Linked DNA regions of Homo sapiens: region 2 is linked to region 1. A link is an interaction called in ENCODE POLR2A ChIA-PET data of the cell type or tissue named here. Cell type or tissue: B cell. All regions are shown on one strand. Links, peaks and the distances in the headings refer to the core of each region. The heading gives the core; the rest is flanking DNA.

Region 1 (2,500 bases), core at 1-2,500:
TTTTTTTTTTTGGAGAACGGTCTCACTCTGTCACCCAGGCTGGAGTGCAGTGGTGCAGTGGCCCAATCACAATCACGGCTCATTCAGCCTCAAACTCCTGGGCTCAAGCAATCCCCCCACCTCAGCCTCCTGAGTAGCTGGGACTACAGGCAGGTGCCACCACACCCAGCTAATTATTTTTATTTATTGTAGAGACAGGGTCTCACAATGTTACCCAGGCTGGTCTGGAACACATGCACTCAAGCGATCCTCCTGCCTTGGCCTCCTAAAGTCCTCGTATTACAGGCATGAGCCACCACACCCAGCCTAGATTTCGGCTTTTCACTCACACCACACACATTTCCTGGCAACTACCAATTCAGTGGTGCTGATTCAAATCTGATTTCATAGCCTTCACCTCTTAGCTAGTCTCTTGCTACCTCTCCAGCCTCCTCCCTCTTCACTCCTCTATTTTGGCCCTTTAGCTCCCCAGTTGTATCATGGCCCATCTACCCTAACCTCAAGGTGTTTATTCATGCAATTTCCATTGACTAAAATTTGTAATTATAGCTGTGTGATTTTTGTCATCCTCCCACTAGACTGTAAGCTGCATATGGACATGGAGGTTGGTCAGTTTTGATCCCGTGCATTTACAGAGCCTTGTTCAAAATCTGCACATAGCTGGCCCTCAACAAATATATGTTCGGCCCAGCACCAGTGGTTCATGCCTATAATCCCAGCACTTTGGAAGGCCGAGGCGGTGGATTGCTTGCAATCAGGAGTTTGAGACCAGCCTGGCCAACACGGCGAAACCCCATCTCTACTTAAAAATACAAAAATTAGCCAGGCATGGTGGTGCATGCCTGTAATACCAGCTACTCAGGAGGCTGAGGCAGGAGAATTGCTTGAACTGGGAGGCAGAGTTTGCAGTGAGCTGAGATCATGCCAATGCCCTCCAGCCTGAGTGACAGAGTGAGAGTCTGTCTCAAAAAAACAAAGCAAAAAATAAAAATAAATAAGCATATGTTCAAAGAAATGTACGACATCTCTATTTGTATGTCTTACTATCATCTCATATCCAACAGGTTACAAAAAATAGGCCAGGTGCAGTGGCTCATGCCTGTAATCCCAGCACTCTGGGAGATCAAGACAGGAGGATCACTTAAGCCCAGAAGTTCCTAGACCAGCCTGGGCAATAAAGGGAGAGACCCCATCTCCACAAAAAAATTAAAATTAGCCAGGCATGGGGTGCATGCCTGTAGTCCCAGCTACTTGGGAAGCTGAGGCAAGACAATCACTTGAGCCCAGGAGGTCGAGGCTGTAGTGAGCCGTGACCACGTCACTGCGTCACTGCAACTTCAGTCTAGAGCAAGACTCTGCCTCCAAAAAAAAAAAAAAAAAAAAAAAAAAAAAAAAAAAAAAAGGACCAGGCACGGTGGCTCACACCTGTAATCCCAGCACTTTGGGAGGCCGAGGCAGGTGGATCACGAGGTCAGGAGATCGAGACCATCCTGGCTAATACAATGATACCCTGTCTCTACTAAAATACAAAAAATTAGCCAGGCGTGGTGGCGGGCACCTGTAGTCCTGGCTACTCAGGAGGCTGAGGCAGGAGAATCGCTTGAACCTGGGAGGCAGAGCTTGCAGTGAGCAGAGATTGTGCCACTGTACTCCAGCCTGGGTGACAGAGCGAGACTCTGTCTCAAAAAAGAAAAAAAAAAAAAATACATATATGTGTGTGTGTGTGTATATATATATATATATATATATTCATATATTCAGACCCCATATAATTCATTTCCCATATCTCAGACACCAAATCCTATTGATCCCCTTTAAAAGATCTCTCGGCCAGGCCACAGTGGCTCATGCCTGTAATCCCAGCATTTTGGGAGTTCAAGACCAGCCTGGCCAACATGATGAAACCCCAACTCTACTAAAAATACAAAAATTAGCCAGGTGTGGTGGCGGGCGCCTGTAAGCCCAGCTACTCGGGAGGCTGCGGCAAGAGAATTGCTTAAACCCGGGAAGTGGAGGTTGCAGTGAGCCGAGATTGCACTCCACCCTGGGCAACAGAGCAAGACCCCGTCTCAAAACAAACAAACAAACAAACAAAAAACACCAGTCTTCCCTCTTTGATCCACTGCCATCAACTTATTTCCTATTATCTCAAACCTAAATGACTGTAGTAGTTTCTTAATTGATTTTCACAATTATTTTCTCTAGTGATACTGCAAAGGATAAACTGGCACAGAAAATATAGCTGATATATTCTCACCCATGGTATAATCCCTTCAGTGCTGCTGTAAATTATTTCAATCTGGCATTCTGGGTCCAATGCTGTCTGGTCCCACTTTAACAACATACCTGGTCTTACCTTCTATTTCTCCTTTGCACATGCCTTCTATATTCTAACCAGCTTTTCTCATGGGTTAAATTCACAAGTGCATGGCAGGAGGTTTCAGTAAGTGTGAGTTTTGCTCTCTCTTACCACCTCTCTTCTCAACCCAGCCTCCCCTCC
Region 2 (4,512 bases), core at 1,049-3,548, 58 kb after region 1:
GGTGAAACCTCTTCTCTACTAAAAATACAAAAATTAGCTGGGTGTGGTCGCACATGCCTGTAATTCCAGCTACTGGGGAGGCTGAGGCATGAGAATCTCTTGAGCCTGGGAAGTGGAGGTTGCAGTGAGCCGAGATTATACCATTGCACTCCAGCCTGGGTGATAGAGTGAGACTCTGTCTCAAAAAAAGAAAAAAAATTATGGTTGAATTAAGACTCTACTCCAGGCCAGGCGTGGTGGCTCACACCTATAATCCCAGCATTTTGGGAGGCCAAGGCAGGCGGATCATGAGGTCAGGAGTTTGGGACCAGCTTGGCCAACATGGTGAAACCCTGTCTTTTACTAAAAATACAAAAATTAGCTGGACATGGTGGCGCGCGCCTGTAGTCCCAGCTACCTGGGAGACTGAGGCAGAAGAATCACTTGAACCCGGGAGGTAGAGGTTGCAGTAAGCCAAGATCACACCACTGCACTCCAGCCTGGCGACAGAGTGAGATTCTGTCTCAAAAGAAAAAAAAAAAAAGTTTACTCCAGCTCAAAGCTTGAGGCCGTCCACCTGGGGAACACTGACTTCAGAAGAATGAATGGGTCAGGTCAGCTTCCAAAGTGGAGAAGGGAAGGTTTTGTTTACATACGCAGTTCACAGGATTGCAACATTTTCCATGCAAGGTCAGTACATATGCTTTAGCAATTTGATTGGTTATGGCTTGTCACATTCCAAGGAAGATTGCTTTAATATTCTGTGAGGAGGGGTGCTGATTCAAAGGGATCTATTTCTGGAGCCACAGTGCTTTTTCTAATCATTTATAGGAAAAGGCAGAGGCTGTTGAAGCTGCTACCTGACTCAGGCCACATAGCCACATTCCTCTCAAGGCTCAAAATAGTTTTGGCTGGGTGCCGTGCCTCACCCTGTAATCCCAATGCTTTTGGAGGCCAAGGTGGGAGGATAGCTTGAGCCCAGGAGTTCAAGGTTGCAGTGAGCTATGATCACACCTCTGCATTCCAGCCTGGGCAACAGAGTGAGACCCTGTCTCTATAATAATAATAATTCAAAGTTCCAATAGCTTTAAGTTTGAATTATTTAATTTCATAATAATAAACCAGCATATATAAAGTGTTTCATTGAGTTTGTTTGTTTTAGAGATGGGGTCTCACTATGTTGCCCAGGTTGGAGTGCAGTGGTTATTCACAGGCATGGTCATGCACAATGACTGTAGTCTCAAACTCCTAGGCTCGAGTGATCCTCCCACACCTTCTCTGTTACCTATGACTACAGGCATGTGCCCCCATGCCTGCCTGCCTGCCTGGCTCTATTTCCTTAAGTTTTTTTTTTTTTTTTTTTTTTTGAGAAGGAGTCTTGCTGTGTCACCCAGGCTGGAGTTCAGTGCTGCAATCTCAGCTACTGCAGCTTCCACCTCCTGGGTTCAAGCGATTCTCGTGCCTCAGCCTCTCAAGTAGCTGGGATTACACGTGTGCACCACCATGCCTGGATAATTTTTGTATTTTTTGTAGAGACGGCATTTTGCCACGTTGGCCAGGCTGGTCTCGAACTCCTGACCTCAAGTGGTCCACCTGCCTCGGCCTCCCAAAGTGCTGAGATTATAGGCATGAGCCACCGCACCTGGCCCTATTTCCTTAAGTTATATGAGTCATTCTAGCCCATAACTGAACCAGAGGAGGCGGTCTTGGAAACCTCCAGCTTACAGTCGCTCAGTCAGAAATATGTGAGGATGGATTTACATTTGGCTTCTGAAATGGGGGCAGTTTTGTGGGACTGAGCCTTTAATTTGTGGAATCTGATGTTAATTCCAGGTAGATAGTGTCAGAATTGAATTGAATTCTAGGACACTCAGTGTTGGTCAGAGTGGGGAAAATTCGCACACAAGGTATCAGAAGTGCTCTGTGTGAGTGTAGACAAACTGTTTTCACAATGTGTGACCCAGGGATGCTTCTGAAACTTCATCACCCATGGATGTCTTTCATTTATAGAGCTTCCTTGGCACAGAATTTAGGTATCAGATGCTGACTGGTGATTGACTTGTGACTCTGAGCAATGGCCATGTTGAATTCATACCCTGAAATCCGCGATACTGAAGCCTACAATTCATCCTTTCAATTTCCCATAGTAAAAACTCAGGAGAAAAACAGCCTGATTCTAAATGGGGCAGCTCCGCTGGGAGTTGGTAGATAGGACACCCAAACTGCAGAGAAAACCTGGAATAAAGTGAAGCTCATTTTAAGAACTCTTGAGTCCAAAACCTTAAAAACACATGCACTTTTCAGCCCAGCAATTCCACTTCTAGGACTTTTCCAGGGTGATAAACCAGGGACTCAGATATTCCCCCAGGGTTGTTTCCAATCACTCAAATTGGAAAAAAACTCAGTGTCCACAGAAGGGGAGAAGGGGGGGTGCAGAACAGAGGCAATGGGGTTGTGGTTAAGTAAATGGAGATGTAGCCCTGGGACTGGGTCCCCTAGGACGAGGGAAACATGAGCAGGAAATGGATAAATAGAAAGATAATCGAGTTTTAAGCCCCCAGAGAGAAGGCTGGTTACGAAATAGTATATACGATGTGATTTTTTTTTTTTTTTTTTTTGAGAAAGAGTCTCTCTCTCTCACCCAGGCTGGAGTACAGTGGTGTGATCTCAGCTCACTGCAACCTCTCCCTCCCGGGTTCAAGCAATTCTCGTGCCTCAGCCTCCCGAGTAGTTGGGACTACAGGGATGTGCCACTATACCCAGCTAATTTTTGTATTTTTAGTAGAGACGGGGTTTCACCATGTTGGCCAGGTCGGTCTCGAACTCCTGACCTAAGGTGATCCACCCACCTCGGCCTCCCAGAGTGCTGGGATTACAAGCATGTGCTACTGCGCCTGGCCTACAGTGTGATTCTAATGTAAGATAACAAGTACGCACAGAAAAGAACAGATCAACGCCGGGTACGGTGGCTCACGCCTGTAATCCCAGCACTTTGGGAGGCCAAGGCGGGCTGATCACCTGAGGTCAGGAGTTCGAGACCAGCCTGGCCAACATGGTGAAACCCTATCTCTACTAAAAATACCAAAAAATGAGCCGGATATGGTGGCAGGCACCTGTAATCCCAGCCAGTTGGGAGGCAGGAGAATCACTTGAACCCAGGAGGCGGAGGTTGCAGTGAGCTGAGATCACACCATTATACTCCAGCCCCAGCAACAAGAGCGAGACTCCATCTCAAAAAAAAAAAAAAAGATTGAAAAGATATACGAGAAAGTATTAATGGTGATTCTATTTGGGAAGGGTTTTTGTTTGTTGTTTTTCTTTTCTAAATTTCATGCATTCGACAGGTCATCATTGAGCAGATACTGTGTGCTTGGCACTGTGCTGGGCAGGTTCCGGAGACATAGCACGGAACAAAACAAAGGTCCCACTTCCCTGGGCTCACATTGCAGGGACAGCTGCCTGCAATAACATATACATGTCACCTTCCTACTATGGGTTTGTTTGTTTTTTGAAACAGGTTCTTGATCTGTCACCCAGACTGGAGTGCAATGTGGCAGTCGTAGCTTACTGCAGCCTCGAACTCCAGGGCTCAAGCTATCCTCCCCCATCAGTATCCCAGGTAACTGGGATTACAGGTGTGTGGCACCATGCTTGGCCCTATTTTTAGATTTTTCTTTTTTCTTTTTTTGTTGGTAGAGACAGGTTTTCACTATGTTGCCCAGACTAACAATATATGTTTTTAAAAAGTTATCTTTGCATTCTGAGTAGGAATTAGTAAAAATAATAATAATAATTAATTAATTAATTAAAAAAGTAAAGACTTGAACTTCCTATCTCCCTCTCCTCTCCCTGTGAAGAAAAAAATAATAAGTTTTTTTTGGTAAAACTTACCTTTTTTTTTTTTGAGACAGAGTCTCACTCTTTCCCCCAGGCTTGAGTGCAATGGTGCAATCTCCGCTCACTGCAACCTCCACCTCCCGGGTAGAGGGAATTCTCTTGCCTCAGCCTCCCAGACAGCTGGAATTATGGGTGCACACCACCACGCCTGGCTGTTTTTGTTTTGTTTGTGTATATATATATATTTTTTTGTATATAACTTTTGAGATAGAGTCTTGCTCTGTTGCCCAGGCTGGAGTGCAGTGGTGCAGTCTCCGCTCACTGTAACATCTGTCTCCCGGGTTTAAGCGAGTCTCCTGCCACAGCCTCCCGAGTAGCTGGGATTACAGGTGTGGGTCACCACACCCGGCTAATTTTTGTATTTTTAGTAGAGATGGGGTTTCACCATGTTGGCCAGGCTGGTCTTGAACTCCTGGCCTCAAGTGATCCTCCCACCTCGGCCTCCTAAAGTGCTGGGATTATAGGCGTGAGCCACTGCACCTGGCCAGTAAAATTTATCTTTAAGAACAAGTTAAAAACAATGTGTAACTACAATGGAATATTATTTGACTAAAAAGAGAAGTGTGGATACATGCTGCAATATAAATCAAACTTGAAAACATTATGCTGGCTGGGCGCGCGGTGGCTCACGCCTGT

What was found. Peaks named below come from ENCODE experiments on the same cell type or tissue, not always from the same donor. Only the 100,000 strongest peaks of a DNase experiment are listed, where the experiment ranks them.
Region 2: POLR2A ChIA-PET joins it to region 1 with 5 read pairs; 9 of 35 experiments call an interaction of 5 or more read pairs at or near these places.

The regions. Positions count from the first base shown.
Region 1 is chr14:100,259,674-100,262,173 of GRCh38, reverse strand. All of the region lies in intron 1 of YY1 (YY1 transcription factor), which reads right to left. Among named protein-coding and RNA genes, the nearest start is that of MIR6764, 16 kb to the left of the region's middle. In B cell, for the core only: no CTCF peak of the experiment used is centred there; no DNase peak of the experiment used is centred there; H3K27ac peaks cover 1,114 bases.
Region 2 is chr14:100,200,864-100,205,375 of GRCh38, reverse strand. No RefSeq gene overlaps it. Among named protein-coding and RNA genes, the nearest start is that of YY1-DT, 36 kb to the left of the region's middle. In B cell, for the core only: no CTCF peak of the experiment used is centred there; no DNase peak of the experiment used is centred there.